Regions from separate parts of the Mus musculus genome. Here all the other regions are linked to region 1. Evidence: chromatin loops called from intact Hi-C (ENCODE). Cell type or tissue: heart. All regions are shown on one strand. Region 1 holds the start of Cnn2 (calponin 2). Region 2 holds the start of Polr2e (polymerase (RNA) II (DNA directed) polypeptide E). Region 3 holds the start of Cbarp (calcium channel, voltage-dependent, beta subunit associated regulatory protein). Region 4 holds the start of Dazap1 (DAZ associated protein 1). Region 5 holds the start of Stk11 (serine/threonine kinase 11). Region 6 holds the start of Gpx4 (glutathione peroxidase 4).

Region 1 (5,000 bases):
GCTCTATCTTAAGCATTGAGCGGCAGTGTCGGGTGTAATTCGTTTGGTTTGTGGAGGGATCCAGGTTAGCGGTGGGCGATCTGTGGGGCGTGGTCTCAGAAACAAGCTAAAACATTTGCATCCACCTGCGGGCGGGGCGACGTTGCCCGTCGTATTTGTATATGGTTTCCTATTGGCGGAGAATTAGAGGGGGCGGAGACGCACTTAGTAAGGCCTATTTACATAGGGCTTCACTCTGGCCACAGCCTCACTTAGGGGCGGGGTCTGCTGAGGACTCATTACCCACCCTGCCCTGGGAGGCAGGGCTTCCTAACTGCTCATTAGCATAATGTTTTCATTGGCGGCCGCAGCGCTGAAGGGCGAAATTCCATGGATAGTTTACTAGCAGACAGTTTCACCATCGCACCAGTATCACGGATTCCGCGCTGATCCGGCTACCACTGAGGGGCGGAGCCTCGTAGTGCCTGTCTAATTTGCATATGACTTCCCAGAAGGCTTCGCTGGCACAAGCTTCTCCCAGACAGCTATATTAATTAGTTAAATGTGAGCTTTCACGCGGATAGATAATTATTCTGAGCGGTGTTATGAGTGGTAGCCTTTCTTTTTGACATGTGAAAACGTTACTTTATCCAAACAAAAACAAAAAAAAATCATAATTACTGTATGTGAAAAGTAATTTGCTTCTCTGCCTTTAAATACCTGAGGCAAAAAACCGTCGCTTGTGCTCGCTTCGGCAGCACATATACTAAAATTGGAACGATACAGAGAAGATTAGCATGGCCCCTGCGCAAGGATGACACGCAAATTCGTGAAGCGTTCCATATTTTGTTTCATCTCAAAATAACGCAATTGACCCTTTGAAGTCTCCTTTTCTACTATAGCTGCCACATTCCCGTACAATTTGCCTGAACAAGGGCATTTATTGACCGGTTACTGCGCACTCGAAGGAAGCTGTCTGTTTTTAGGACGCAGCAGAGCTGTCTCTGTATGCACCGTGCCCTAACGTTGTGCGCCTTCTATATACCTCCAGCTTGAAGGAAGGACTAGGAGCATCTGTATGATGGAACAAGATGAGAATTTCTGCATCCGGACTGGGCGGCCAGGAAAAGGGCGGGGCGCTTTACCGGCTGAGCGAAGGGAACCCCTCCCTCCTAGCTTTCAGATACCCCAGAGTCACCGTCTGCTGTTACCCAGAGCACCTTGCAACACAGTAGGCACCTAATAAATGTACCAGTCTTGAAACTATTATGGAATACACTTGTCACTTGTTTGAAAATAGGAAACGTCCCTGGGTGACCCGAGCTTTAGAAAAACCTAGCCTGACCTTCGTGGAGAAGCAATGGGGTTCCCTCCAGCACAGGCCAACACGTCAGTCAGTCATATCGCTCACGACCAGAGCAAGCAAGGCTTGACTGAGAGATGGGATTTTACTTTATTTACTTTTTGAGTTTGTGGTCTTTCCTTGGCTGTTCTGGAACTTGCTCTGTAGAGCAGCCTGGCCTTATATTCACAGTGATCCTCTTGCCTCTCTCTGCCTCCGGAGTGGTGATCTCAAGGGCATGGTCACCACACCCACAGCAGAAGCACTACCACCCAGATCCCAGGCACTGCAGAGATGGTCTGTCCCCCGGAAGGTGTGACCCTGGCAGGGAGAGTCATCCTGGGGCCCAGCCAGCTTCCAGCAGCTAGGGCCAGAATTCTTAAGATTTTTGACATCTATATCAGCCGCCCCAAGAGGAGTTTGCAAATATTAACTCATCTGATTTTCAGACAAGGAGCCTGGAGTTCAGAGAGAGCTGATAATTAGTGTCACACAGTGAAATGGGGAAGGAGGATTTTTGTTTGTTTTTCAATACAGGGTTTCTCTGTGTAGCCCTGGCTGTCCTGGAACTCACTCTGTAGAGCAGACTGGAGTCGAACTCACAGAGAACCTCAAGAGTGCTGGGTGGGACTAAAGACGTGCCACCACCACCCAGCTACATGGAATGTTAAATTCCATTCATTTTCGATCTCAGGACAGAGTTCTAATACACTAAGCTGCTAGAAATCCAGAATCTTGGGATCTGGGGTGTTTGGGGTTTTGTTTCTGGGATTGTAAGTCACAAAGCAGCAGGGCCAGGGTTTGAATGTGGCACACAGTCCTCTCGGCATGGAATAGTTTTCCTTATTTGTTCTTATTTCTCAACCACTTCAAAGCTCAGAAAGCTCTTCTGAGCTCAGGGGCGGGACAGAAGGAGGGAGTGGCTGGCCTTGCTGCTGGGCGGGAGCAGAGATGTGGCTATACTTCACAGCATACACAGTGTTTTGTTCAAATTTCAGCCCCTGTTAAGAAAATGAGGGAAGTTGGACTCATCTACTCATTTTTTTTTTTTTTGAGTGCCTGTCTGCGCACGACGCGCATGCAGTGCCTACAGCGGCCAGATGGGGGCGTCGGGTCCCCTGAAGCTGGAGTCACAGAAGGCTGTGAACACTGGGGGTGTGTGTGAGGGCTGTGTATGTGGATACAGGTGCGCTGCAGATGGAGAAGAAAGGAGGCGAGGAGGGTGGGCTGGGGAGATGGCTCAGGTCTGGGGAAATAGCTGCTCTTGCAGAGAACCTGGTTGTGGCACCTGCAGTTGCTGTCTCAGTGCTCAGCACAGTGGCCTGGATGCCCTGATACCCTGCTAAGCCTGTGTGCACCCCACACAGCATGGCCGCTCTTGACAAGTGCTTTCTTTAACTATTCCAAAAAGGTCTTCAGTGTCCCGACACCTGGGGCTTCCTGCCTGGTCACAGGAACCTGTGTTGTCCACAGTTTGGGACCATCTGGAGTCCGGTGCTCCACTGTACAAATTCAAAAACTCCAGCAGAGCCCAGAGAGGAAGGATTTGTCTAAATCACAGAAACCCAGAGAGGTGGGAAGAAAGCCACCCTTTAGAAGTATCCAACCACTGGGCGTGGTGGCGCACGCCTTTAATCCCAGCACTTGGGAGGCAGAGGCAGGTGAATTTCTGAGTTCGAGGCCAGCCTGATCTACAGAGTGAGTTCCAGAGAAATCCTGTCTCGAAAAAACTATGCTTCCGTCCTATGGCCAAGGCCTCTCTGTCAAGCCCTGAGACTCCCAGCATCTGTCTGCCTGTGTTCCGTGGGGCAGGACCAGCCCCTCAGGAATCAACTTGATCCATCTACAGACTCAGGTTGAGCTCAGGCACTTACTGAAAGGATATCATCCTCAGCCACTCCACCCTCACACAGTCAGCCAGCAACCCTCAGCCCTTCTGGGAGCCCCACCCCGACCTCCAACCGATCGCCTTCTCCCACCCTCCATATTTTGCACTTGGTGTTCTAGCAGAAAGCCTTTTCCCTTTGGACTGAAAAACTCATCCATCAGTGCTCCAGCTCCCGAGGCCTCCTTCTCTGAGAAGCTCCCCTCGAGAATCCTGTCTATGCCGCCCCTGCCCCTTCCCACTGAGATGTTTGGAGAGGGAGCAAGATTCTGGTAAGTGCCGGTAGTGGCAGAGAAGGTTTCTAGCCAGATTTTAGGATTTAGGGTCCCACCGAACAGTTTTCTGTCTCTCACTATGATACAGGAGGAGTAAACTGACTTCTGGCCCAGGTCGGAAGCCCACGCCCTTCGCTGCCTCAGTTTCCCGCAACTACAAACGGGACGGCGGGCCCCTCCTGATCGGCCGGGATGCTAGGGTGGCTCCGGCGGGCGGGGGTCCCGGCGGCCGAGGGGGGCTCAGGAAGTCGCGGCCACAGGAATTCGGCGCTTCCACGCCTTATAAGGACATTTGCTCTGCCAGCCAATCGGCGGCGGGGGCGGCGCTCAGCCCCGTCCCGGGCCGTCCGCCCGCAGCCCGACCCTCTGCCGGTCCCGCTGGTCCTCCTGTCCCGCTCCGGGGTCCCGCGCCATGAGCTCCACGCAGTTCAACAAGGGCCCGTCCTACGGGCTCTCGGCCGAGGTCAAGAACCGGGTGAGTGGGTTGCGGGGCTTGCCAGCCTCGAACGCACGACCAATGGGAGCGGGGCTCGCCAGCCTCGAACGCGCGACCGATGCATGAGCCGGGACAGCTGGGCTTTGCTTTACCCTGATATCCGGAGGGTCTGGGGTGCTGTGGGAAGCTGTGGCGTCTGGGAGGCTGGGGACCCATTTTATCCGCATCCTGAATGTCACCTCCAGCCCCGCCCCTGGACCTCTCAGTCCCCGGCGCCCCGGGCTTCCTGCACTCTGTGCCCCTTGCAGGATGTAAGAAAGTTAAGGTCCGGGAGAGAGAAAGCGAGCACACGAGCGATCCGGGCGTCTGAGAGTGCCCCCTGAGGCCCCATCTTCATTACCTGTCGAAACTTCCGTTTCATCTAAGCCACTTAAGTTGGGGACAGGGAAGGGGGCGGGGCCGGTGGCCTTCTTAACAGGGTGTGGTCCGTTCCAGGACTCCCACACACACCTGGGAAAGGGCTCACTGAGAGGAACCGCAAATGCAGGAGAACACTGAAGTCACCAGTTTCGGAGGGACATCTGGGGAGCCATACAGCAAGGTGTCCTGAGCTGATGAGGGAGACACTGATCCCAGACTTAGGGGGCTCAGGCCTGACATCCTGAAACCTTCTAGATAGATCCGCCAACCACACGCACACACCTGGCACCTGGGAATGCAAGTTTCACAGTCAGCTAAAGCCAAGCAACCTGCCTAGGCACGCTGAAGCTACCAGTCGGACCCACCTCCGACTGGCACCTGCCAGGTCCCTACAAGTGACACGAGAGGCATACCTACCTCATGCCACCCATGTGCTATCCTCAGCCTGCTAGAGACAAGTTGCTATTTCACTTCCCACCCTGGGCTCAGAGAGGTTGCTCTAGCTCCCCAGAGACACACAGCATTCTGACGACCCTGCCCAATTCTTCCTGGACAGACTGGACATCTCCCTGGAACAGAGAAAGTGAAAGAAAGAGTCAGGACAGCCCTAAGGATAGAGTTTTAGGAGCTGGGTGGGGCCAGGGACAGGTCAGCACTTGCTCA
Region 2 (5,000 bases), 52 kb after region 1:
GCTGTAGAAACTGTTCCAGCACATACTTCGGGGCCATGTCCACCAGGGACTGCTTGGCGGAGGGCGTCATGCCCTGCTGCACCACAATCAGCGCCCGTGTGATGTTTTCCTCCTGCATGCGCTGGCAGTATACCTTGATGGTCTTGATGCCCACCTTGGGCTCCTCTGCGGGCACACAAGCACCACCCTCACACTCACTACTGGAGCCTGTGGTCTTAGTTTCTCTGCTTGCAAGGGAAGACTAGAACATCAAGGCAGCCATGATGGGGCTGCCAGGGGGCTCAGCTATCACTGCAGAAGCTGCAGGGTATGCAGGAACTGCGGCCCCCCTGGAACGGGGGTGGGGGCTCTCAGCAGCTCTGGGGTTTGGGGGATATGGTACTGTCAGCTTAGACAGCCTCAAGGAGAAACTGACTGACCAAGAGATGGACCCTGTGTCTACATGAGGCTAGCCTTGTCTCCTCAGGCAGAGCGCAGGAGCAGACCCAGGCCACCTAGTTTGCAAATTGCTGGATAAACACAGGTATATTTACATTATGACTCATAATAGTAGCAAAATTAGTTATGAATTAGCAATGAAGATTTTATGGTTGGAGGTCACAATGTGAAGTGTACTAAGGGGTCCCAGCATCAGGAAGGCTGAGAACCAATGCCCTCCATAGTTGTCCCGGAAGTCATTGTATAGACCAGGCTGGCCTCGACTGCCTGCCTCTGCCTCTCAAACACTGGGCTTACAGGCATATGCTACCATGCCCATCCCCGCACCCCCCAATTCTCACACTAAAAACCAGGTCCCGGGGCCACAAAGCATTAGGTATTAAAAGAGGCAAGCTGTCTGGGGAGACTGAATGTAGCTGCACAGGGAGGTCCTGGGCTCCCCAATAGCCTTCACTCCCACAAGACACCTGCGCTGCTGGCAGAAGCTGTAGAATACAGCACACAGGGGGTGTGGGGGTGGCATAGCTGGCCCTGGGACTCCCAGGCAGAAGCTATAGAATACAGCATATAGGAGCCAGGGGGTGGAGGGCTGAGAGCTGGTTCTGGGGCTTATGGGATGAAAACGACACCAGCAAAAGGGAGGCTTCCCAGGGGAGACAGGGACAAAAGCAGGCAGCTGCCACAATCTTACAGGCAGCGTTAGGCCAGAGTGGGACATGCATTCACTGGCACCTGAGCCAGGGCCTGGAGGAGACCACTCCTGCCAGCCCAAGGGCCTCACCTGGGAAGAACACAAACATCTGGTCTGTGGGGTCATCGTTGTGGGCCACCAGCACCGTGAGGTCTGTGCGCCTTGGCCGTCCTTCGCTGGGCTTGTCCCCAAACTGCGCCTTGAATTCCTCAAGTGTCTGGTCCAGTTCATCCTGGGTCACCAGGTAGCCACGGTCATGACACAGCTGCAGAGACAAGAGGCAAAGAGGCAGTCAGCCTGAGCACTTAGCTCGCAGACCTGACCCTGAATGGCCGAGGCTGGGGACTAACACTGAACTGATCCAGCAGTACCCAAACTCTGTATAGGCTCAGACCACAGCGGCCCGGCCAAGCCTCTCCTCCCCCCAACCTCAGTGGAGCAGGCTGGGATTAATCCCCTGGCAACTGTAGGCAACCTTCTGAATACAGGCACCTTCCTGTCCCCAGTCTTGAGTGTTCCTGATGAGGGAGACTAGAGCATCATCCAGGATCAGGGCTGAGGAACAGGCATGAGGTGGCCCTGGGCTCCACCAACACAGCATAAGTCAAAACTATGCATACCTCTTTATCTAATAATGGTGTCTCATGTGTTCAACTCAAAACAACCAAGAATTTTTTCTTTTATTCCCTTTTTCTTTTTCAAGACAGGGTTTCTCTGCGTGACTTTGTCTATTCTGGAAATCACTATGTAGATGAGGCTGACTTCTAATTTAAAGAGATTCGCTTGCTTCTGCCTCCAGAGTGCTGGGATTAAAGGCGTGTACCATCATACCGGCTTGTTCTGTTTTTAAAAATACTGTTTTTTCATCCTATGTGTGTCTGGAGTCCCCAGAGATCAGGACAGGGCGTCAGATCCCCTGGAACTGGGGTTACAGATGGTTGATAGCTTTCGTGTGGGCGGCTACCTAGCTCGCATAAAACCAAGTGTGACCACGCAGCAGCCCCCTCTCCCGAAACGGAGCCCACCCAGGCCTTTTCCCCTGAGGCAGAGTTAGGAGGTGGAAGCAGTAGGATTTCTAAGAGTTGAAGCCAGCGTGGGTGGGCTCCACACTTTAAACGGGGATGCATTCCAATCCAGGAGGATTGGCCCCTGCGGGAGGCGGGCCTCGGCGGACAACCCGCAGTTAGTCCGCAACTGAACGCTCGCTCGCATAAAGCTCCTCACGCTTGATCACCTGCATGATCGTCTTGCGGATCTTCCACAGCCGGTAGGTCTCCTCCTCGTCGTCCATGCTGTCGCGCTTCCCAAACAACTGTGCACGCGCGCTCGTGGAGCTGCCAGCACGGAGCCTGCGCCGGACGCACAAAATGCCCCCCGCCCCCCGGCAGTGCGCCTGCGCCAAGGGCTGGGAAGGCCCCCGCCCAGGTTCGTGCTGTCTAAGGTGAACGCCGGAATAAACCTACTTTCCACGACAGGCTGCGCGTTGGGCAGCCCCAGCCTTCACCGGGGCGGTGTCGCGCGTCGGGAAGATCTCGCGATACTTGACCTGATAACAGTTTTATTTCCCTCCCTTAGGCGTCTCCCGGGCTGTAGTCCACGCCTTTAATCCCCGTCCTCGGCAAGCAGATCTGTGAGTTCGAGGCCAGCCTGCTCTATAGCCAGGTCTACAGAGAAAACCCTGTCTCGAAAGAAAGCAAGAGACCAGTGATGAACAGCCAGGTTCATGTGCCTCAATTTCCCTTTTTATACAAGTTTTTATTAGTGTATCTGCACTTTACATGAGAAATCGGATGCAAGCACCCACATGAGGTGGCCCCCAGCCATTTGTAACTCCAGCTCCAGAGAGTCTGATGCCTCTGGCCTCCAAGGGCCACACTTACAGGTCTATACCCACATGCAGACACACAGATAAACATAGTTAAACGACTAAAAATCTAAAATGAAAACAATCGATGTGCGGGCATACACACAATGAACAAACAAGTGTGTATATGGTGGGCTAACTCGTGAAAAGTTTGAGAAGGTGGTGAGAAAATGAATCCTAGGGAAAGGGATTCCAGGGCTAAACCCTTCCAACTATACAATGGGAGTTCACAGGAACGCCCCTTTCTCCTTTTCTTTCTTTCTTATTTGTTTATTTATTTATTTATTTATTTATTACATGAAAGTACACTGTAGCTGTCTTCAGACACTCCAGAAGAGGGAGTCAGATCTCATTATGGGTGGTTATGAGCCACCATGTGGTTGCTGGGATTTGAACTTCGGACCTTCAGAAAAGCAGTCGGGTGCTCTTACCCACTGAGCCATCTCACCAGCCCTCTCCTTTTCTTTGGGGGAGTGTGCTGACTTGAAATTTGGTATAGAGACCAGGTCTCAACAGCGCAGAGAATGGCCTGCCTCTGCCTCTCAGTGTTGGGATTAAAGGCGTGTGCCACCAAGACTGGCAAGGTCTGTCCTTGGAAGTCCAGATGCCTCCATTCTGTCCTGATGTGCGTCTGACAGCTCATCTACAGATCATCACCAGTTCCTGCCTGAGAACTTAGGCTGATCCCAACTGGGAAAGACAAGTTTTTGCCAAGTACACTGAGCCCACCATCTACCCTGTAGACCAAGGGGCTTAGGCTGCTACAGTTGGCCAAAGAAGCCATGAGTGTGCAAAGGAAGGGGACATGGGCAAAGACGTTTCTTGGAGAAGAGAGCATTGCCTGGGCCTGGGAGTGGTGGCCGATGCATTTGATTCTGGAGGCCAAGTGGGTAGATTTCTGTGAGCGCTGTGCTGAACACCCCCCACCCCCAGCAGGGGAGCCCCTGACTTCCACTTTCAGGGGGGACATGACCCTCTCATTATTGGTGGTAGTGAACAGTCAGAGCCTAAGTATGTGTACTTGGGACCTTAGGAGCTTCCCAGTGGCCATGTGGATAAGTGTCACTGAGGGTGTCCTCCAGCCCTTGCATGTAGGAGCCCCTCCTCCCACCTCCTCTGTGCCTGGGATCCTGCCCCTTGTTGTGACTGGTGAGACTGGGGTCTCCCTGGCCCCTTTCCTGGGACCCTCTCAGCCAGTCCCCCAGCCCATCTCCAGCTGACTGCAGAAGCCTCTCTACCAGGGACCCCACAGCAACCACACTGGCCTAGGATCCACAGAGGGCAGCAACCAAATAACTGAGCAGATGCTTAGATCCCGGTGTGAAGGCCCCGAGACCTTAGCACGGCTGATGGAAGAGCCATACACTGTAAAACTCAGCTGAAACAGCACCAGCTGCCAAGACAAAAACATAGGCCGGGGACTGGTGAGATGGCTCAGTGGGTAAGAGCACCCGACTGTTCTTCCGAAGGTCCAGAGTTCAAATCCCAGCAACCACATGGTGGCTCACAGCCATCTGTAACAAGATCTGACGCCCTCTTCTGGAGTGTCTGAAGACAGCTACAGTGTACTTACATATAATTAATAAATAAATAAATCTTTAAAAAACAAAAAACAAAAACACAGGCCTTAGTCATCAAAGCCCATAGCTCTGGGAAAGTCTCTAAATATACTAACCTTGCTTTTTGACCTCTGTAGTTCTGCCTCTGGATACATGTTCTTGCTAGGGCTGGAGAAATGGCTCAGTGGTTAAGAGCACTGACTGCTCTTCCAGAGGTCCTGAGTTCAATTCCCAGCAACCACATGGTGGCTCACAACCATCCGTAATGAAATCTGATGCTCTCTTCTGGTGTGTCTGAAGATAGCAACAGTGTTCCCACATACATGAAATAAATCTTTAAAAAAAAAAAAGTTCTAGCCAGGCAGCGGTGGCACACACCTTTAATCCCAGCACTTGGGAGGCAGAGGCAGGTGGATTTCTGAGTTCAAGGCCAGCCTGGTCTACAGAG
Region 3 (5,000 bases), 150 kb after region 1:
TGGGCCGCGCGTGTCTGGCTGCCAGGCAGGCCGCTGGGCGGGGTGGGCTGGGAGGGGGGCACGGGCCGAGTGAGGGCAGGACGGGGCGGGCTGGGCGGGGCGGCGGGCACTCGCTCATCCGCTCACACACTCACTCGCTCTCAGCACGCGCCTGTGCGCACCTACGCCTGGGCGTTAAGGAAACAGAGATGAGTCGGACTCGAACTGCGCCCAGTCTGGTGGGGGAGACAGACAGACAGACCGTCAGGCGGCCCGAGGGGGCGGGCAGGGGGCCGAGGGGTGGGGCGCGGCGGGAGGCACAGTCAAGTGCAGCTAGGGGTGCTGCAAGCCGCGCGGGCCCCTCACCTTGTATAGGGTGGGTGCCGTTGTCCAGATAAGTAGTGGTGGTCTTCTCTGCTTCCTCCATGGCCCTGAGGAAGAAAGGGGAAGAAGAGTGAGCAGGAATGGGGCGTCTCCACTCTGAGGCTCTGCAAGCGCGCCTGGGCATGTGTCAAGTGGTTCCCAGGACAAGCACCTGTTGAAGCGCTGGTGCACCTCCCAGCAGCGTTTGCAGAGCAGAAGAACGCCAGACAGCACCACCAGCGTGCCTCCAACGAACAGCGACATCACCACCACCAGCAGCACATAGTTGTCCAAGATGGGGTCAGGCTCCGCCTGAGTCGGGGTTGAGTGCACAGGGCGGGGCATGTCAGGGCTCCACCGCAGAGTGGGGTTTCCATCCCACCTCTACCCCCAGTCTCCAGGAGTCACCCAACCCACCGTGGGGCGGCTGGTGGCATTGTCCCACGAAGTCGTCAGGGCAACAGTGGCGGTAGTGGCGGCCGCTGTGGCCATGGTGGCCGTGGGCTGCATTTTGAGGCTACAAGTAGGGCATAGAGCCAGCTCAGGTTCAGCTCTGCCGGCCCCTCCCCACAAGAGCCCCTGCAAGTCAGCCCCTACGTCCCCGTGCAGCAGCAGCAGCCGCCGTCACTGGGGTGACTCATGGACAGGTGGGGCCGAGTCTTACAATGTGAGTGCCCCCCCAACTCCCCATCCCCGCAGGGGTGCCTGGAGCCAAGGCTCCCCCCCCCCCCCACACACACACACGCCAGGACCTCTCTTTCGCCATCTTTATCACATAAAAGGTGTCATCGCGCTTGCGCAGCACTGTGTGTGTGTGTGTGTGTGTGTGTGTGTGTGTGTGTGTGTGTGTGTGTGTATGTGTGTGTGTAAATGTGGCTTTCCCAAATGCCAACCACCTCCCTGGCTGGCTGGGGTGGCCAGACCGGCAAGGTAGCGCAGCCATGCCCAGGAAAGGGAAAGCACCCTTGGAGGAACAAACACATGACGCCTCCACAGCATACTCAGGCAACATCCCAGGTGTCCTTCTTGTCTCAGGGTCTCATGGTGCAGAAAAGGAATTGAAGGTAGTGCACCTAAGGTGTGGGCGGGGCTGTACTAATGATTCCCCCACCCCCAGTCACGACTCGATAGGGAAAGGTCCTTGTTCCCCACACTGGTGGGAGTGCAAAGGACAAAAGACGCTCATCTGTTCCTGGCCTGAAAATTTTGGTTCCCATGGCGACGGTGCGCAGGGCCGCGCAGTGGCGGGGGGGGGGGGGGGGGCTGTTGCCAAGCAGAGGGAGGCGGGCGGGGGCGCGGGGGAGGCCGCCCACAGGGGCGCCCCAAGGCTTGGCCAAGATGGCTGCTCACCAGGCCTCTGCCAGAAGCGTGGAGAAACTGAGGCTAGGGCACATCATGGGGTGGGGTGGATTCAGAAGGGGCTTGTTAAAACTGCACCTGACTCAGTCCGGGAATGAAGATGATTCTGGAGTAATAAAGGCCATTTTGGCCATCCATCCCTACTTCCCACACCAGCGTGAGCATGCAAACCCCTTTCCCATGGAAGAAGAGCCCGCAGGCTCCACCGTCACCAGTGTTTTTCAGACTGGATGGTGGAGGAGTTGTGGGGCGAAACCTGAATAAACGATGTACCCCCCCCCAGAAGGCTACGTTTCCTCAGCGCACCCAGGCAGAGAGCAGCGGGCATCAATTTTGGTGGGTGGCATGGGGCGCATACGTAGGTCGGGAAATGAATTCAGGCTGGAGGGGGTGGGGCATGGTGAGGATGGTAATGAGAGGTGGGGGAGGAAGATGGCTGGAGACCCAAGGCGAGGAAGGCGGGGTCATGAGAGCCAGCGAGAACGCAAGCCTAGACATGGAGTCCCCACAGAACGTCCACCAGGCCCCCCAAGTAGGATACGGTGCGGAAAAGCGCAGAGAACGCGACGCCAGGCTCGTGAGGATCCAGGAGGCCAAGGCGACAACGCTCTCGCCCTGTCACTAGGGTAAACTGAGGCCAAGGGCAGGCATGGGCTGGCTCCCTCTCGGGGCTGCGGGCGGTGGGCGGGGTGCAGGGCCGCTCAGGCCGTTCCCACGCTCCGCTCCCTTCCCGGAGCCGCGCGCGACAGGACCAGTGGGCCAGGGCGGACCCTGGAACTGGTCGCCATCCCCTGGCCGCGCGCATTCGCCCGCCCGTCCCCGCCCGGCCCCGTGCGCCAGGGCCCGCCGCGCCTACCTCAGCGCCGGGGCGTGCGGCCCATGGGCGGCGGGAGGGCGGGCGGCAGATACACGGCTCTCCCGGTTGGCTCTGGAGCTCGGTGGCCGCGGAGCCGACGGAGAATTTATGAATGGGGAGAGCAGCGCACGGGGGAGGCGCGCAGGAGAGGTGGGGCCGCGCACGTGACCGCGTTGGCGGTGCTCCCGCTCCGGCCCCTGGCTCTGTGCACCCGGTAACCGCCCGGTCCCGCAGCCTGACCGCCCCCGCCGCTCTCGCCGCCGCGTCTGGCTCGCACTGCGATGGCCACCGCCTCCCCTTCCCTTCCGGCGGGGGCGTGGGGCGGAGCCTGAGCTCCCGCGCCCCCTCCCGCTGTAGCGCAGTCCCGCCCCCCTCACCCCTGCACGACTCAGCCTACCTGGTGCTGCAATGTCCCAGAACCCGGTGCGGGCGGGGCGCATTACGCCCCTAAGCTAACGCGGGTATCTCAGGTCTCTGGGACCCTCAACTATCTAGTTTGTCACCTGCCACTCCAGATGTGCAATTCCAGTTTGCATATCCCCTTGGTTTACAAGCCATGAGATATAGGTACATCCCCATCCCCACTTGCATGTTTTTCTTTTATGCTGCTCTTTGGCAGGTTCCTTTATGGGTCCAGCAGATAGCCAGTGCTGTAAAACACCTACTGGGAACTTGCCCTCAGAACTGTGATGGTCCCGCACACCTGCATTTGTAAGGTGAAATCAAGTGGATCAGGAGCGCAAGGTCAACCTCAGCTACACAGAATTCTAGGCCAGCCTGAGCAGCACAAGACCCCTTCTCAAACAAGAGAACTGTAGTGAAAGAGCTGAGCAAACTAAGGTACCTGCGGCCGAGCCCAAGCAGCCATGTTTCATCCCTCAGTCCCGAATAGGAAAGGAAGAGTGCCTCCCCTCACAAGTTGTCCTTTGACACCCAAAGATTTGCTATCCCCTTGCCCACTAACTAAATGAATGTAATAACATTTAAACTTGCATCCATAGAGGTCTGTTATGGAATGATCCATACCTTATAACTCCTTCCACTTGCAGACAGTTCTCTTCCCGGTGGTGCCTGGGTTCGAACCCAGGGTCAGTCTCATTATAAGAGCCTATGCACCAGGCGTGGTGGGGCACGCCTTTAATCCTAGCACTGCGGAAGCAGATGCAGGTGGATCTCTGAGTTCGAGGCCAGCCTGGTCTACAGAGTGAGTTCCAGGACAGCCAGGGCTACACAGAGAAACCCTGTCTCGAAAAACCAAAAAAAAAAAAAAAGAGCCTATGCTCCCAGACCATACCTGCTTATTCCCTGCTTGGCCACACAGTCAAATAAGTGTCATCATGAAGGTGGGTCGCTTACACTGACTTCCAGGACACCATCCTCCTTTTCATTTCAGTGAAGGGGATTAATCCACAGACCCGAGGCTGGCCTGCACTACCAGGATAGACTTCCGAACCCAACCAGGTTGGTCTCAAGCTCATGAGTGTGTCAGAACACATGGATTTTCCAAATACTAAATATTCTGGGGGGGGGGGTCGTGAATTTACATGCCTTTGAAGGTCAGAGGAGGATGTCAGATCTTCTGAAGCTACAGGCAACTGTTAGCTGTCCCCCATGGGCACTGAGAATGAAGCACACGTCTCTTGGAAGAACAGTGCTCGTTGCTGATCTCTGAACTATCTCTCCAGCACCCTAGGTTTAGTTTTTAGAAGACTTGTCTGGTAAGGCACAGTGGCCATGGGGGTAGGAAGAGGACACTCACCACCGGACAAGCATGATCTTTCTAGCGTTGAGTTCTTACTTCATGGAGCATTTGAGTAGATATGGGATCCTGGGACGGGTATGGGTGTGTGTGTGTGTGTGTGTGTGTGTGTGTGTGTGTGTGTGTGTGTGCGCGCGCGCGTGTGTATCTGTTTAAGAGCTGGAGTAGGGAAGGGAATGGGGTTTCTAGCTGCCCACTGCCCAGGGAAACTGTCCAGATTATAGAGACTGGGAACTAGGTGTCTCTCATAGAGATTGATTAAGGCCAGGACTGCTGGCTTTTGAGCAGGTCTGCGTGCCAGAGTCTCTAGTTAGTAGAATAAGTTTGTAGTCTAGCTTGTAGTCTTGCATCTGCCAGGCTCTGGTTCAAGGGTGACCACGACCCTCTAGCTGCCAGCTGCTCCTCTAAGATCCAACAAAGCTAATGGCTTTCCTTCTGTTTGCCCCATCAAGCCTATGCCTGCATTTTCTGTGAACCTACGTGGTGGGGCATGGGGACCAAGAGCTGAGCGGAGGCCGGAACCTGCGTGAGTGCGGGGGCAGGGTGATGACGTCATGACCGAGAGCGAGGCTGCGCGGACAAGACTGGCGTCAGTGGGGCCCCTTGGCCGCCTGCGCACGGGCTCCTGCGTCAGTGGCACGCAGGGGCGGAGGCCCGCAGGGAGGGGACTGCGGAGAAGAGCGA
Region 4 (5,000 bases), 280 kb after region 1:
GCGCCACCAGGCCCGGCCCAAGTTGATTTTTTTATTTCTATTTATCCGTTTATTTAGAGACAGGAGCTCCTGACTGGCCTGGAGCTTGCTATTGAGAACAAGTTGGCCGCGAACTCACAGATTTCTGCCTGATTCTACCTCTGAACTGCTGGGATTTAAAGGCGTATGCCACCATGCCTGGCTGAATGCCTCAAGTTTAGACATTCATTGGCCTGGTGAGGTCCAAGAAGCCGGCCCTCTCTCAGCTGCTCTAATCCATACCTGTCATTCAGCAGCTCTAGCTTACTACTGGGTCACTTGGACATGTTAGGTGTAGCGATCTGATGATTTTTCTAAGAACTGCTGGAAAAGCAGTGACACTCTTAATCCTTAGAAGATGTTACAGCAATAACTGTTGGTGCCCTCATTTTACAGGTGGGGAAAACTGCTAAAAACAGGAGTGGAGACCAGGGCTCCAATTTAGAACCGCAACAGTTAGCACTTTTGGGAGTTTTGGTTTGTTTTTTTATTTATTTTATTTTTTGGTTTGTCGAGACAGGGTTTCTCTTTATAGCTCTGGCTGTCCTGGAGCTCACTTTGTAGACCAGGCTGGCCTCAAACTCAGAAACCCACCTGCCTCTGCCTCCCGAGTGCTGGGATTAAAGGCCTGCGCCACCACGCCCCGCTGTTTTTTATTTTTTAATGTACTTGGTGTCTCATCCCTGTGCACCACCTGAGGCGCAGTCACTGGCATTGTGATTTCCCACTTGGGTCCTGACAATCAAACTTTGGTCTTCTGGAAGAAACAGGTTCTCATGTAGCCCAAGATAGCTTCAAACTCTCACACAGCTAAGGATGACCTCGAATTCCAGATCCTGCCTCCTCCACCTCTCCAGTGCCAGGATCAACAATGTGTACTGCTATGCCCGGTTTCTGCAGCTCATGAAGGGTCTTGGGCATTGTGCCTGCCAGGAGAGCACTTCCCCCACTGAATTCTAGGTCCACTGCGCCACTCCTCTGAGTGGCCTTCTGATGATCTCATGTGGTCTAATTAAAGCAGAAAATGGGTAGCTTTGTCATCTCAGCACTCCAGAGTCAGCGACAGCAAGATCTCTATGAGTTCCAGGACAATTGGGGCTACATAGGAAGACTCTGTCTCCAAACAAAAGCTTTGGACTGTTTTTTATAATCTGAGCTGTTATACCCAGCACAGAAATGAATTGTTGCTTGTTATACTTTGCTGTTATTATATTATGTTCTACTGACATAGAGACTAGGACCCAGGTCACTCTCAAATTCAAAGTCGTCGTCTTCTTCTTCTTCTTCTTCTTCTTCTTCTTCTTCTTCTTCTTCTTCTTCTTCTTCTTCTTCTTCTTCTTCTCCTCCTCCTTCTTCTCCTCCTCCTTCTCCTCCTCCTTTTCCTCCTCCTCCTTCTCTTCTTTTTCTTCTTCTCCTTCTCCTTCTCCTTTTAGACAGGGTTTCTCTGTGTAGTCCTGGCTGTCCTGGAACTCACTCTGTATATTAGCTGTACTTAATTCACAGAGATCAGCCTGTCTCTGCCTCCCAAGTGCTGGGTTTAAAAGTGTGCACCAATACTGCCCTGCTTCAGGCTTTGTTTGTTTGCTTGTATGTATGTTTTGGTTTTTGTTTGAGAAAGTCTTGTGTACCTCAGCTGGCTTCTAGTTCACTATATAGCTGACCAAGGGAGGCTGACCTTGAATTCCCAGTCTTCCTCTCCAACCTGAGCGCTGGGATGACAGGTTTGCACTGCCATGACTGTTTTAAGTAGTCTGGGGATGGAACCCAGCTCTTTAGCCTAGAAAGATGCTCAACAAACTGAGCCATTACATCGTTTTATTCACTTACTTATTATGTTGTTGTTGTTGTTGTTGTTGTTGTTATTATTATTATTATTATTATTATTATTATTGTTTGTTTTGTTTTCTCGAGACAGGGTTTCTCTGTGTAGCCCTGCCTGTCCTGGGACTCACTCTGTAGACCAGGCTGGCCTTGAACTCAGAAATCCACCTGCCTCTGCCTCCCAAATGCTGGGTTTAAAGGTGTGCGCCACCACTGCCCAGCTTTATATACCTTTTTGAGACAGGGAACTGGTTATGAGAGGAAAGGCAGATTATCCAAGTGAGAAGTCAGCTGCAGACAATAGATAGTAGTAAGAGTGTGGCTGTCCATGTTAGTGGTACTAGGGACAATGTTTTTTTGTTTTTACTTTTTCTTAGTAACTATTGAACTTGGTTAATTTTTACTTTGAACCCAATCGAGCCTTAACTGAATGACCTTGGACAGGTGAGTCAGCCTTTGTGACCCAGTGTATCATCTGCGAAAAAGGAAGAGCGGGAGGTGACACAGTTCAGAGCATGAACGTGCAGCCTGCTTTATGCACCGGCCTCTGAGGGGCATCTTAGACTTTTTCCCCTCGCAAGCCCCCACGCAAGACCAAGATTCGCGAGTGGATAAAGGGGAACCCGCGTCTGCGCCTGCGCGCGCCATGAACGCCCGGCGCCGCATGCACGCGTACGCACGCACGTGGCTGTCTCCCTCCGCGCGCCTTCTGAAGGCCAGATAATGCAGAGGACTGCATTTCCCAGAAGGATTAGATTCGACAGGGCGGAAACGCATGTCTCGGTTGTCCGTGTTGCGCAGGCGCAGAGCTCTGCGTCCCTCTCGCAAGCGGGCACGCACGCGCGGCGCGCCCCTGGCCCCGCCCCCGGAGGCCCCGTGCGGGAGCGCGCCCGGGCGTGCGCAGGGCGGAGGCGCGGAGGCGCGGGGACGCGCAGCGACCGTTGGCGCGGAGGGAGGAGGCTCAGCGCCGCCGCCGTTGCGCAGATCCGGGCCGCGGCTGCGGGGAGGGACGAGCGGTGACCTTCCGGAGGAGCGGGGCGCAGCGGGCCGGGACGGGGCGCCATGAACAGCGCGGGCGCCGACGAAATCGGGTGAGGCTGTGGAGCCGGGCCAGGCCCAGAGCGAGGGAGGCCGGGGTGCCGGACCGGCCGGGCCGGGACTTTAGAGGAGAGCCGGGGTGCTGGGGGGTCGCCCCAAAGGCAGCCCATGGGTAACTGAAGGGACCCAAGGTGATAACTCACGAGCCAGAGAAACCCTAAATGAAGGTTCACGGGTCAGGGGCATCCCATAGGATAACTCACCGGACTGAGAGACCCTGAAATGATAAATCAGGGTGTTGAAGACCCTTAAGTGGATCCTTGAAGTCAGGAAGGTAATGTAGGATAATTAGGGGTGCTGAGAGATCTCTCATAGATTCTAAGTACCAGGGAGATTACAAAAATGGACCAGGGTCCTTGTGAACCCTAAGTATTAGAATGGTGAAACTGAGGGATCTCCAAAGAATAGATTATAGAGCAGAGAGACCCCATAGAGTTGCTCTGGGGAGTTGAATTCTAAAAGCTAGATCACAGGTAATGGAAACCCTGTAAAATAGATTAAGGATGCTGAGACACCCTAAAGAATACATAGGTCAAATAAATTAGGTTATGGGTGCCGAGGAACCCCAAAGTATAGATTACAACTCAGAGAGACCGCATGGGATAACGCGGGGATCTGAGAGGTACCCCGAAAGATTAGGGTGCTGGGGTTATCTAGTAAAAGCGCAGGGATGAGGAGATCACAAAGAACAGATCAGGATGTTGGAGCTTCCTAAGTGGAGTTTGGGGTCAAGGAGTCTTCAAATGATAATTTTGGAGGTTGTGGGATTCTCCAGATTTCAGGAATTAAGGTGACCATCAAATCAGGAGACTGAGGGACACTAAAGGATAGTTCAGATGTTAGAGGGACCCTAAGTAGAGCCTGGGTGTCGGGGAGACGCCCCCCTCTGATAAAATTAAAGGAATTTGGGAACACTGAAAAGTTGGTGTCGGGAGACCCCAAAAGATAACTCAAGGTGCTGAGTCCTTCACAGGAGTTAGAAGAGGACCCCAGAGCTGGGCGGTGATGGCGCACGCCTTTAATCCCAGCACTTGGGAAGCAGAGGCAGGTGGATTTCTGAGTTCGAGGCCAGTCTGGTCTACAAAGTGAGTTCCAGGACAGCCAGGGCTACACAGAGAAACCCTGTCTCGAAAAACAAAAAAAGAAGAAGAAGGAGAAGGAGAAGGAAGAGGACTCCAAAAGAGAGCTGGAGGGTTATGTGGATAAGGTGGTTGGGAAGGCCCTATAGAATAAGGGTTTGAAGGACCCTCCCAAAGGCTATATTAAGGTATAGGGGACCCCTGAGGTTGAGCTGTGAGGTCGGGAGATACTAAAGGATAGTTCAGAGGGCTGAGGGAATTCCAAGAGAGACCCTTAGCTCTGTGGGAGACCATAAGCCATAATTGTGGTTAAGGAAATAGGGTAGGGAGACCATACGGGGTAGTTCAGAAGGCTAGGGGGACCTCCAACAGGAGTTACAGAGTCGAGAAGAGCCCAGTGGAGATTTGGGGGAACCCCAAAGGATAGTTAAGGAGCTAGAGAGGCCTGAAAGGCTAATTCAGGGGGCTGGGAGAATACCAGGAGGAGGCGCAGGACTCAGGAATACTCTAAAAGATAATTGGAGACCCTGAGCCAGTGAGGCCTAGAAGGTGCAGGGTCCAAGAGAACTCATTTGTTTGTGTTTGGTTTATTTTTTTATTTTTTATTTTTTTGAGATTTTTTTAAAAAATTATTTTGGTTGTTGCTTGTTCATAAGGTAAATGAGAGGCTGGGGAGACTCAGCTCCGGGGGTCATAGAGGAATCAAGAGACAGCTCCATGAGCTTGGGAGACACCAGTGATGACCAAAGACTAAAGTATAGGGAGGCCCCAAAGGGGACCTTAAGGCCAGAGAGACTCCCCAAAAGGATGCTTCAGTGGGTTAGGGAGACCACAAGGGGTCTGGGAAGCCGGAAAGAGGAACCCAGAAGCCAGGAAGAGCCCCCACCCCTAAAACTGCTCAACAAGCCAGGGTACCCAGAACAGAACAAGAAGTCAGGGTGCTCAGGAGCTGTGAGGGGGAGTTTGAGACCTGGGAGGGCTTAA
Region 5 (5,000 bases), 130 kb after region 1:
TATACATAAGTACACTGTAGCTGTCTTCAGACACACTAGAAGTGGGCATCAGATCTCATTATGGGTGTTTGTGAGCCACCATGTGGTTGCTGGGTTTGAACTTAGGACCTTAAAAGAACAGTCAGTGCTCTTACCCACTGAGCCATCTCACCAACCCTAGTTTTGATATTTTTATTTTTATGTTTTCTGCTTCTTTGGAGGTTGTAATGGCTATTCCTGGTTGTCAGCTTGACTATATCTGGAATGAATTACAATCCAGAATTGGAAGGCTCACCTGTGATCCTGATCTGGAGGCTGGAAGATACAAGTTTCTGACCTGGATCTTGGCATGGAGATCTTGAGGCATAGTGACTATGAGTCCCAGGAGACTAAGACAGGGAGAGCTCCGAGTTCAAGGTCAGCCTGGGAAAAAACAAGTCCCAGATCCAGGCCGGGTGGTACACACCTTTAATCTGGGCCACACCTTCTGATAGAGACCTACAAGGACATTGGAAGAAGGAAGACTCCCTCTTCTTTGCCAGCACAGCTGTTGGAATCTACTGGCCTGTGGGACCGAGCAACTGTTAGATCTTTGGACTTCATTCACAGCTGACTGTAGTTGGAAAGTTGGACTGCAGACTGTAAGTCATCATCACAAATTCCCTTACTGTATAGACACTATCCATAAGTTGAGTGACTCTAGGGAACCCTGACTAATACAGAGATGGTAGCACTATGTAGCCCAAGCTGGCCTGGAACTCACTACGTAGTTGAGGGTGAACTCTTTCCTGCCACCGCCTGAGCCTCCTGTAAGTGTGACGTATGTGGCAGCAGGGATGGAAACAGCCTGGCTGCAGGCTTCATCTTTAGTCTGAAGTTTTCCCTCCTGGTGGCTTCTACCCCACCCCCCACCCCAGGCACCATTCCCATTGTGCTTCTATGGTCTGGAATCTGCGGCCTCTCAGGGATAATTCATGTTATTGAAGTGGTACTGAGTTCCCAAATTTACAAAGTAGCTGCTCTACTGGAAGTCACAGTTTTGGTTCTCAGCACTCTCACATGCCTGGTCACAACTATTTGCAACACCATTTCCAAGGTATCTGAGGCCTCAGTGGGGTCCTGAATGTGACAGACATACACACAGGTAAATATGATAAATCTCTAAATACTTCTAACTATATCTCTGACCCAGAGTTCTCACCAGAGTGATAACTCTTCCCGTCAGAGAATTCAGGGTAATGTCTTGGGGACATGAGAGGCTGTCACACTGGGGGAGCTCAGGTACAGATCGGGTAGAAACAGAATGTTGTCTATTGCCCCTGACTCTTTCTGGATCTGTCCTTGGAGTCTGTCAGGGGAAGGGTGGAGGTGGAGGAGGAGACTTCCTTATCACTGCCATAGTTTAAGGCAATGTCAGAGCAATGAAATGGAGGTGAAACTCCAGAGTCTCCCTGTGTGATGTGGGTGCTGGCCAGCAAACCTGTGTGCTCAGGAGAGCAGCCAGTGCTCTTCACCCCTGACCTGTCCCTCCATCCAGCCTGACTCTGTTTGTCTAGTCTGTGTTTTCCCTGGATTTCTGTCTTCACGTCTGTTTCTCTGATCTTTTTTCTTAATTTATGTGCTTGCATAAGTCAGTTCTCTCCTCCTTTTAAGTCCTGAAGGCTGAACACATGTAGAGCAAGCACTTTTCCCACCTTTCCTGGAGTCTAGGTCTCTCCCTCCCCCAGGACTCTCCTGGCAGTACACCCCGCCCCCTAGTGGCCTCGGAGGGAACCATAGACTCACGGATCTATGGACCTTGTAACCGGCCTGTGCGTAAACTTGTGTGTAGAGGGAGTCAGGCAGGGTGAGCACTCGTCCCTCAATCATACTCCAACCCTTATTTTTTATTCGTGCAGTTAAAAAAGGGCACAGATAAAAATAATTAGATTAACCACCCAAAAACACTGCAGCAGGTGAGTTGAGGCCAGCGGCGACGTCTTACCCAGCCACCTTTTTTGATAACTGTTATTTAAAATTCTGTGTTGTGTGTGTGCGCGCGCGCGCCTACCACGGAGTCCCTAGGTTCAGAGACAGCCTGAGGGAGGCATTTCACTCTAGCCACCTTGTGAACTTACGGGGATCGAACTCATGAAGTCAGATTTGACGTCAATCGCCCGCAACCTCTGAGCCATCTCACCAGCCCAGCTGCTCTTATTTTGCACAGGAAACGCTCCTCTCTATGCCATGGATCTCAGAGGCGCTACATTAAGGCTTCAGGTTCGGGAGTGTCGACTTTGGGCTACTTTTTGACCTTTGACCCCTCCCCCAAGGCCGTTAAGAGCAAGCCTGGGCTGGATCTCTTTAGGGATCCACGAGCCTCTCTCTCCACCCTCCCCCATGCCTCCAGTCGCGGCCGTTCCCCGGAGGACGTTGACGCGCGTGAACTCTAACCGGAGGCCCGAAACTCCGAGGTCACCACAGCCAGCCCAGAGGTTTCGCTGGCCCGTCGCGCTTGCTGACGGGCGTCTGCGACAGCCACTGGCAAATAAAGTCCCGCCCCCACACACCAGGGCCAACCACTGAGGGGCGGGGCTTGAAGCCACAGCCCACGGCCGCTCCCTTACAGTCGCTTGCTTACTCCCATTGACGGGCGTCTCAGACAACCAATGAGAATTTAGATCACGCCTTCTCAGATGGAACCCGAACTGTCCAATGTCAGCTCGGGCGCCCACCTAGATCCAAATAGCCCAATCCTCGTTGGCGATTGAGGCGGGTCCGAAAGGTGGGGCCTAAAGCTACAGCCAACTGCCGCGCACGTCGGCTCCGCGAGGGGGCGTGTCCACCGTTGCGACGTGCGACGACGGCGCGGCGCAGGGCGGTAAACAAGATGGCGGCGGCGTGTCGGTCTAGGAAAGGGGAGGCGGCTCACGGCGTCCGCGAGTGAGGCGCGAGTCGCCGAGGGCGGCGCCGGCGTGGAGTTGTCTCTCGCGGGCAGCATCTTTCTGCCTGGAGTTCGATTCCCCCCTCGCCGCTCCGGCCTCCTGCCTGTCGCGCGGCGGCTAGGCGGCGAGGGGGACGCGCCGCCTGGGGTGGTTTTTTTCCCCCCTCGGTCCCCGGAAGATTTCCTGTCCGGATTTCGTGTCCGCGACTTGCGGGTGTCCCGGTGTCCCGCGTCCGGGTGGAGTCTGCGCCCCGAGAAGTCGTAGAACTAAGGGGCCGCGCGCGGCTTCGGCGCGGGCCGGACATGGACGGCGCGGACCGGCCTCGACGCGGCCGCCTGGGCCCCTGAGCGCGGGGCCCAAGTGGCGAACATGACCTAGCGGCCCGCGCGCCGCGACGGCGGACCGTCGCCTCCGTCGGAAGCAGCGTCCCCGGGGACCCGAATTGGGGGGACGCGAGGGTTGGGGGGGCTCATTGCTTTTTTTTTTTTCATTCTTATTTTCATTTTTTTTCTCCCTGAGCACCTAGAAGAAAAGGGGAAAATCAAAAGTGAAGAATTGGCGCCCAGGAAGCGGACGTGGACCCGGTTGTGGGGACCGGGAGAGTTGTGGAGGTCGTTCCTGTTTTTCCCCGTTCCTTTTTTCCCCTTCTTGGAACATTTGGAAGAAGCGGGTGGGGGGGGGGGAATTCGAACTTGAAAAGAATTGGCGCTCCCGAAGGGGACGAGGACAAAGAGTGGGCCAGGATGGACGTGGCGGACCCCGAGCCGTTGGGCCTTTTCTCCGAGGGCGAGCTGATGTCGGTGGGCATGGACACCTTCATCCACCGCATCGACTCCACCGAGGTAATCTACCAGCCGCGCCGCAAACGCGCCAAGCTCATCGGCAAGTACCTGATGGGGGACCTGCTCGGGGAGGGCTCGTACGGCAAGGTGAAGGAGGTGCTGGACTCCGAGACCTTATGCCGCAGGGCGGTCAAGATCCTCAAGAAGAAAAAGCTGCGCAGGATCCCCAATGGAGAGGCCAACGTCAAGAAGTAGGTGCCAAGGGCCTGGGGCCGACGCGGGCGCTGCCTTGAGCTCCTTGGGCAGCCCTTCCTCCTACTTTCTGGCTCTTCTCTTTCCTCTAACCGTTTTCTCTTCTCATTTCCTTCCTCCTTTTTCATCTCTTTCCTTTTACTGCCTTATCTACCCCATCTATCCCTGAGCGTCACCTCGTGGGGTCTGTATGTTAGGGCAGCCTGCAGGACTGTCCTAGCAGGAGGTCGTGCAGCCAACTGCGCCTCCAGCCCCCCTCTTTGGGCCAGGTCCTGGCGCAAGTCGCGCCTGGCTTCTTTGGCGGGCGTTGCCAGGCGGGTGGCTAGTTTGTTTACGCAGCTAGAGGGAACCGGTGGGGCCAAAAATAATGGTGAAGGGGGTGGGGGGGGTAGCCGGCCAGTGCTTGCGCAGGTCCCTGCGGTGTCGTGCGCGTAGTTGGCGTCGTTGGCCCGTGGGGACTCTTTATCGCCTGCTAGGCTTGGCGGAACTTGGAAAACTTCACCTACCGGCTTCCAAGAAGGGGCCTTATCTTTGGGACCAGCACTGGCCACACTCTGCCTAACTGACCTTGCCTCTGGTCCTGTCCCAGGAAAGGCTGGCAGCTTCTTGTTTTTGCCAGCTGGGCACTGCTTTGAGTGGTACGTACAGGAAAGGAAGGTGGACAGATATCCAGGATCAGATGTGTGGACCCAGGGGTGGAGCAGGGCAGGCTGGTGGCCTAGGCTCCTCTCAGGACCTCCTTGGCCTTTTTTGTAGGAGTGGTCTTAGGTCAGTCTTGCACTGGGGAACCTGGGCACCCAGCATCAGGTGTTCCTTCAGAGGCCTGAGCTTGGAAATTCCTGGCTTGAAATCATTGTCTCAAGGTGGAGGTGCCAGAGGTTGCTCACCTCCAGGTGGTGTCTGCTGGTCTCCAAGGCAAGTGGCTTCCTTTGGCTTCAGGGTAATGGTTCTTGGAAGCCCACCATGTCTGGGAGGCTGCCCAGGCCTGCATCCTGGCTTGGGTCAGCTGCAGTCCTTGTAACACATGGCAAGCCTGTGTGCTCTCTCTGCCTGTGACAGAGGG
Region 6 (5,000 bases), 67 kb after region 1:
CCCAGATCATCTTAACCTTGGGGGGGGGGGTGTCTGCCCGTGGGGCGTGAGCTCCCTTGGACCCAGATCCCCGGGAGGGCTCCTGTCTCGCGGATGGCTTACTCCAGGGTTCAGAAAAAGAGGATTGAAGGGATTAGAGTCCAGGCGAGGGCGTGGACAGGCAGCTGAGCTGAGGAATGTCCTGAGTCACTCCTGTGACACGGGGAGGGCAAAGGGCCCAGTGCTGGGCTGAGAGCTGTGGGGGCTGGACAAGGCCATAGGTGAAGTTGCAGGAGGAACTGTTGGGCCTTCAGCTTCTCACTTAGGCCCCTAAGACCTGTGGCTTCTTTGATGTAGGCAGGGACCTCTGAGGACAATAGTAACTATTTATATGTCTCTTGCCACCTTGCTTTCCTGACACAGGGTTCACTGTAGCCTTGGCTGACCTGGAACTTGCTTACCAGACCAGGCTGCCCTCTAGGCTCCAAGGGCTGGGGCTAAGAGTGTGACCACTAGGCCCATCTCCATCTTGGTTTTGAGGCAGGTTCTCTCTCTGACCACGAGTACTTGGGTGACCTGACTTAGCTGCAGGGATGCTCCAGCCTCGGAATCGCAGGTTCTGGAATTACAAGAGCATCCTTGTGCACCAGATTGCGTGGGTGCTTCGATTGGGACATAGTCCTGTGTTTTCATGGCAATGGCTTTCTCACCAAGCCCTCTTATCACCCCCTCAAATCAACTTCACAGGAATCAATATCTACAGGTGACAAGATAGGGCCTGGTGTCATTGACCTATCTATCACCCTAGTACCTAGGAGTCTAAGGCAGGATTGCTGAGTTCTAAGACCGGCTGAACTGTAAAATTGGGGGTCGAGGGGGGGGGGAGAAGCTACATCTGGGGTTCGGGACTCAATGGGTTGAGAGCCCTCACTTGCATGCTGCAGGTTCTGGGTTCCATCCCTACACCTCATGGCAGCACACTTTTGCCATTCCATAGTTTAGGTTAGCCTGAGCTACAGGAGGCAACCTCTGATAAAGAAAATAGAAATGGAAGGGATGTGGGGATTGGCCGACACCGAGATCCCAGCACTCAGTAGGCTGAGGCTGGCGGTCCAGGGGTTCAAGGTCATCCTCTGCTATATAAACAGTCCAAGGCTAGCCTGGGTTACATGAGATTCTGTTTCCAGTAGAAAAAGGAGACTCCTGTACTTTCAAAGGGGCTCTTTAAGGGGATGACTTTGACACGCTTTCTATTCCCAGAGGTTCCCCAAAGCGCCCTGGCACCCTGCTCCGCTGCAGGCAACCTCGCGGATAACTGTCCACAGCCCTCCAACGCGTCGTCCGCGAGAACGCGGCTCCCGTTTCTCCCGCGTCCCTATCACTGGGCATGCGCAGTTGCTGATAACAACAAACTCGTAAGCCCAGCCCCGCCCAAGCCGTCCCTTCATTCAGGCTTCCCATTGGCTGCAGGGGCCTCGCGTCTTAGCGCAGGCGCATCTGACCAATAAGAGACGTCAGTGGGCGTGCCCGAGGGCGGGCAAGCCATACTCGGCCTCGCGCGTCCATTGGTCGGCTGCGTGAGGGGAGGAGCCGCTGGCTCCGGCCGCCGAGATGAGCTGGGGCCGTCTGAGCCGCTTACTTAAGCCAGCACTGCTGTGCGGGGCTCTGGCTGCGCCTGGTCTGGCAGGCACCATGGTGGGCTACTGGGAACTTGGAGGATCGCGGGTGGGGGCGGGGTTCGGAGTCGGGTCACCGTATCCAGGGTGGAGATCAGGGGTCGTGGGATCGGTTAGCTAGAGAAGGGGGCACCCAGGTGGGAAAGCGGAGCCTGATAGGCATCTCCGGGGTTGAACAAGGCTAGGCCTCGGCGCGGGAGGTCCTTGGGCGGTGAGAACCGGTGTCGGGGTCACCATAGCGGGCTCTGACCTGGTCACGCGCCCTGCCCGGCCTGGTGCGTCACAGTCGGCGGCGCCTTGGCTACCGGCTCTTTGTCCCCGCGCTGTGCTTGGGACGCACAGACCGGCGGGCATGGGCCGCGCGGCCGCCCGCAAGCGGGGACGCTGCAGACAGCGCGGCGGATCCCCGAGAGGCCGGCGACGCCGTGGACCTGGACGCCAAAGTCCTAGGAAACGCCCGGGCCCTCGGCGAAGGAAAGCGCGCGCGCGCCGCCGCAGGAGGGCGCGCCCTCGCCGGATGGAGCCCATTCCTGAACCTTTCAACCCGGGGCCTCTGCTGCAAGAGCCTCCCCAGTACTGCAACAGCTCCGAGTTCCTGGGCTTGGTGTGCGGCCAGGGATACCCCTGCCGTCCTCTTCCCTGGTAGCATATTCTAGGGGTGTCCACAGATCTTATCAGGACGACCTGAAAGGGGCGTACTTAATGGAAGGAACCTTGAGACTCCTCCACCTAGTGCCCCAGGACTTTCTTTCTTTGGCACCGGATTCTTCTCCCCTAGGGGACCTGGGTTAGGACACTCAGTTTTCCTGTTTTACAGTGTGCATCCCGCGATGATTGGCGCTGTGCGCGCTCCATGCACGAATTCTCAGCCAAGGACATCGACGGGCACATGGTCTGCCTGGATAAGTACAGGTGGGTTTCTAGTCATATGGGCGGTGTGCATGGCTGGTCTGAAAATGGGGATTTCCTGACTGGCTTCATTCCCACTCTTTCTCTCTCCCAGGGGTTTCGTGTGCATCGTCACCAACGTGGCCTCGCAATGAGGCAAAACTGACGTAAACTACACTCAGCTAGTCGATCTGCATGCCCGATATGCTGAGTGTGGTTTACGAATCCTGGCCTTCCCCTGCAACCAGTTTGGGAGGCAGGTGTGTGGCTGTTCCCCAGGCAATGCCCCTCATACGGGGTGGGGGTGGGGGGCTGTGTCAGTGTGTGTGTGTGTCTCAGTGTACAGTGTAGTGTATCTTCCAAGTAAATGTTGCTTCCTGCAGGAGCCAGGAAGTAATCAAGAAATCAAGGAGTTTGCAGCCGGCTACAACGTCAAGTTTGACATGTACAGCAAGATCTGTGTAAATGGGGACGATGCCCACCCACTGTGGAAATGGATGAAAGTCCAGCCCAAGGGCAGGGGCATGCTGGGAAAGTGAGTGGCCCTGGGGGAGGGAGGGGACAGATGGCTCTGGACCTGGGTGGGGAGCAGGTGCCAAATTTTTAGGTTTTTTTTTTTTCCTTGTTTTTTTTGGGGGGGGGTGTGTGTGTTTCATTGTGTAGCTCTAGTTTGGGTCAGAACTCAGAGATCTGCCTGCCCTGCTAAAGTGCTGGGATTAAAGGTGTGCACCACCTGGCTGAGCCTCAAAGATGACTTTAGTTGTATTTTATGTGTATGGGTGTTTTGTCTGAGTGTATTTATGTGTACCACGTAGGTACAGTGTCTGCAGAGACTAGAAGAGGGCATGGAATTTGCCAAAGCTGGGGTTGGTGGGTTGGTAGCCACCAAGTGGGGCCTGGGGGCTGAGTTTGAGTGCTCTTTAAGGACAGCCAGTGCTCACAGTCTTTGGCCTGTCTGCCCCTACCACGCCAGATTATTTTCATTTTGTGTATGCGTTTTGTGTGCATGCAAGTCTGTGTCATGCATGCATGCATGCTTGAAGCCCTCCAAGGCCGGAAGACAGCCTGTGAGTCCTGGGAATTGGAGTTAACAGACTTTCGGTGCTGGGAGTGTAGCCCATTCCCCAGAAGAGCAGTGCATTCCTCTAACCACCAAGGGAGCTACAGCTTCAGTTTCCCTGGCTGGCCTGGAACAGACTATGTCCAACCAGGCTGGCTTAGAACTCTCATATCCACTTGCCTGTTTTCTAAATGCTGGGATTAAAGTTGTGTACCACCATGCCCTGGCAGGTACCACTTGTAAACATTCTTTTTTTCTCCTTCCCCCTCCCCTCCCAGTGCCATCAAATGGAACTTTACCAAGGTAAGTGGCATACAGTGTGGGAATGTGTCCCAGCTCCCCTCCCTCCTCCACGCTGGTGCTCAACTGTCAACACATGTTCCTCTGTCTTACAGTTTCTCATTGATAAGAACGGCTGCGTGGTGAAGCGCTATGGTCCCATGGAGGAGCCCCAGGTAATTATTACCTTTGCCAAAGCAGCCCGAGCCAGGGCTGTGTGCAGTTGCTGAGGGGCACGTCTGAACGAGTTATCTCCCTACAGGTGATAGAGAAGGACCTGCCGTGCTATCTCTAGCTAGCCCTACAAGTGTGTGCCCCTACACCGAGCCCCCCTGCCCTGTGACCCCTGGAGCCTTCCACCCCGGCACTCATGAAGGTCTGCCTGAAAACCAGCCTGCTGGTGGGGCAGTCCTGAGGACCTGGCGTGCATCCCTGCCGGAGGAAGGTCCAGAGGCCTGTGGCCCTGGGCTCGAGCTTCACCCTGGCTGCCTTGTGGGAATAAAATGTAGAAATGTGCTGCTGTGTGTCTTTGGGTCAGAAACTGAGCAGTGGGGATCAGAAGGCAATGCCTGTGCTCCAGGACTCTGCAGGTACAGGTCTGGGTCGGCTGCTCAAAGGTCCCTGCTGAACCCAAGGCTCTGCCCAGGCCAGCTGGAAGGACCAGGATGTGGACAGGGCTGTTTAAGGATGGTGGTAACCTGCTAGGAGGCCTGAGGTCTGGGATGCTGAGCCAAGGTTGCCGCAGAGCTGAGTTTGCCACATCCCATGTTCTCTGGGGGGATTGTGGGGTGACTACCTACGGTGAGTAGGTAGAGTGGTATCATTCAGCTTTGAGAATGTCCCCTGCCCTTCTGGACTATTGGCCTTTTCACTCCCCGTGGAACTGTGAGCTTTGTGCTTCCAGTCTTAAGTGATCTTAGGACTATGGGCTAAGTATCCTAGGCTGCCTTCCTCTGGTCTTCCACTGACTTATTGAAGACCTGCCCTTCCCCAACCCCTCTGCAGGGGTTGCAGCCTCAGCTCTGTGATCCTTAGATCCCCCCTTCCACTGACCTGTAGGCCACAGCACAAAGTAAGCAAAAGGCACATATATTTTAAAAAAGATCTTTACATATGTA

What was found. Peaks named below come from ENCODE experiments on the same cell type or tissue, not always from the same donor. Only the 100,000 strongest peaks of a DNase experiment are listed, where the experiment ranks them.
Region 2: a loop joins it to region 1, with 3 times the contacts of the local background. A loop is called at or near these places in 20 of 42 quality-filtered maps.
Region 3: it touches region 1 in a loop (2.7-fold over the local background); 16 of 42 quality-filtered maps call a loop at or near these places.
Region 4: it touches region 1 in a loop (2.3-fold over the local background); 2 of 42 quality-filtered maps call a loop at or near these places.
Region 5: a loop joins it to region 1, with 5 times the contacts of the local background. A loop is called at or near these places in 25 of 42 quality-filtered maps.
Region 6: it touches region 1 in a loop (2.5-fold over the local background); 8 of 42 quality-filtered maps call a loop at or near these places.

The regions. Positions count from the first base shown.
Region 1 is chr10:79,984,785-79,989,784 of GRCm38, forward strand. Cnn2 (calponin 2) reads left to right here and starts at 3,816. Exons shown (of 7, transcript NM_007725.2): 1 at 3,816-3,956. The coding sequence starts at 3,894. Gm26243 (a small nuclear RNA gene) reads left to right here and starts at 722; the gene lies at 722-828. In heart, a CTCF peak has its summit at 2,419 (motif pointing right); DNase peaks (open chromatin) are centred at 247, 1,097, 2,377, 3,857 and 2 weaker places; H3K4me3 peaks cover 5,000 bases; H3K27ac peaks cover 5,000 bases.
Region 2 is chr10:80,037,220-80,042,219 of GRCm38, forward strand. It overlaps Polr2e (polymerase (RNA) II (DNA directed) polypeptide E), which reads right to left and starts at 2,440. Exons shown (of 7, transcript NM_025554.2): 1 at 2,364-2,440; 2 at 1,220-1,394; 3 at 1-165. The coding sequence starts at 2,420. In heart, a CTCF peak has its summit at 2,708; DNase peaks (open chromatin) are centred at 894, 1,365, 2,572, 4,094 and 1 weaker place; H3K4me3 peaks cover 2,563 bases; H3K27ac peaks cover 1,874 bases.
Region 3 is chr10:80,136,529-80,141,528 of GRCm38, forward strand. It overlaps Cbarp (calcium channel, voltage-dependent, beta subunit associated regulatory protein), which reads right to left and starts at 859. Exons shown (of 9, transcript NM_001195268.1): 1 at 760-859; 2 at 515-654; 3 at 346-410. The coding sequence starts at 852. It also overlaps a transcript of Atp5d not described here. In heart, no CTCF peak of the experiment used is centred here; DNase peaks (open chromatin) are centred at 663, 1,512, 2,693, 4,943 and 3 weaker places; H3K4me3 peaks cover 4,108 bases; H3K27ac peaks cover 3,912 bases; H3K27me3 peaks cover 2,240 bases.
Region 4 is chr10:80,262,249-80,267,248 of GRCm38, forward strand. Dazap1 (DAZ associated protein 1) reads left to right here and starts at 2,766. Exons shown (of 12, transcript NM_133188.3): 1 at 2,766-2,930. The coding sequence starts at 2,902. In heart, no CTCF peak of the experiment used is centred here; DNase peaks (open chromatin) are centred at 83, 790, 2,023 and 2,653; H3K4me3 peaks cover 3,396 bases; H3K27ac peaks cover 2,761 bases.
Region 5 is chr10:80,112,972-80,117,971 of GRCm38, forward strand. It overlaps Stk11 (serine/threonine kinase 11), which reads left to right and starts at 2,824. Exons shown (of 10, transcript NM_011492.5): 1 at 2,824-3,936. The coding sequence starts at 3,647. In heart, CTCF peaks have their summits at 2,757 and 4,253; DNase peaks (open chromatin) are centred at 1,750, 2,620, 4,360, 4,915 and 1 weaker place; H3K4me3 peaks cover 3,624 bases; H3K27ac peaks cover 3,697 bases.
Region 6 is chr10:80,052,042-80,057,041 of GRCm38, forward strand. Gpx4 (glutathione peroxidase 4) reads left to right here and starts at 1,524. Exons shown (of 7, transcript NM_008162.4): 1 at 1,524-1,674; 2 at 2,473-2,567; 3 at 2,659-2,803; 4 at 2,927-3,078; 5 at 3,882-3,906; 6 at 3,999-4,058; 7 at 4,145-4,398. The coding sequence starts at 1,591. The coding sequence ends at 4,177. Sbno2 (strawberry notch 2) reads right to left here. Exons shown (of 32, transcript NM_183426.2): 32 at 4,951-5,000. In heart, a CTCF peak has its summit at 2,157; DNase peaks (open chromatin) are centred at 170, 1,500, 2,160, 4,031 and 1 weaker place; H3K4me3 peaks cover 3,547 bases; H3K27ac peaks cover 3,326 bases.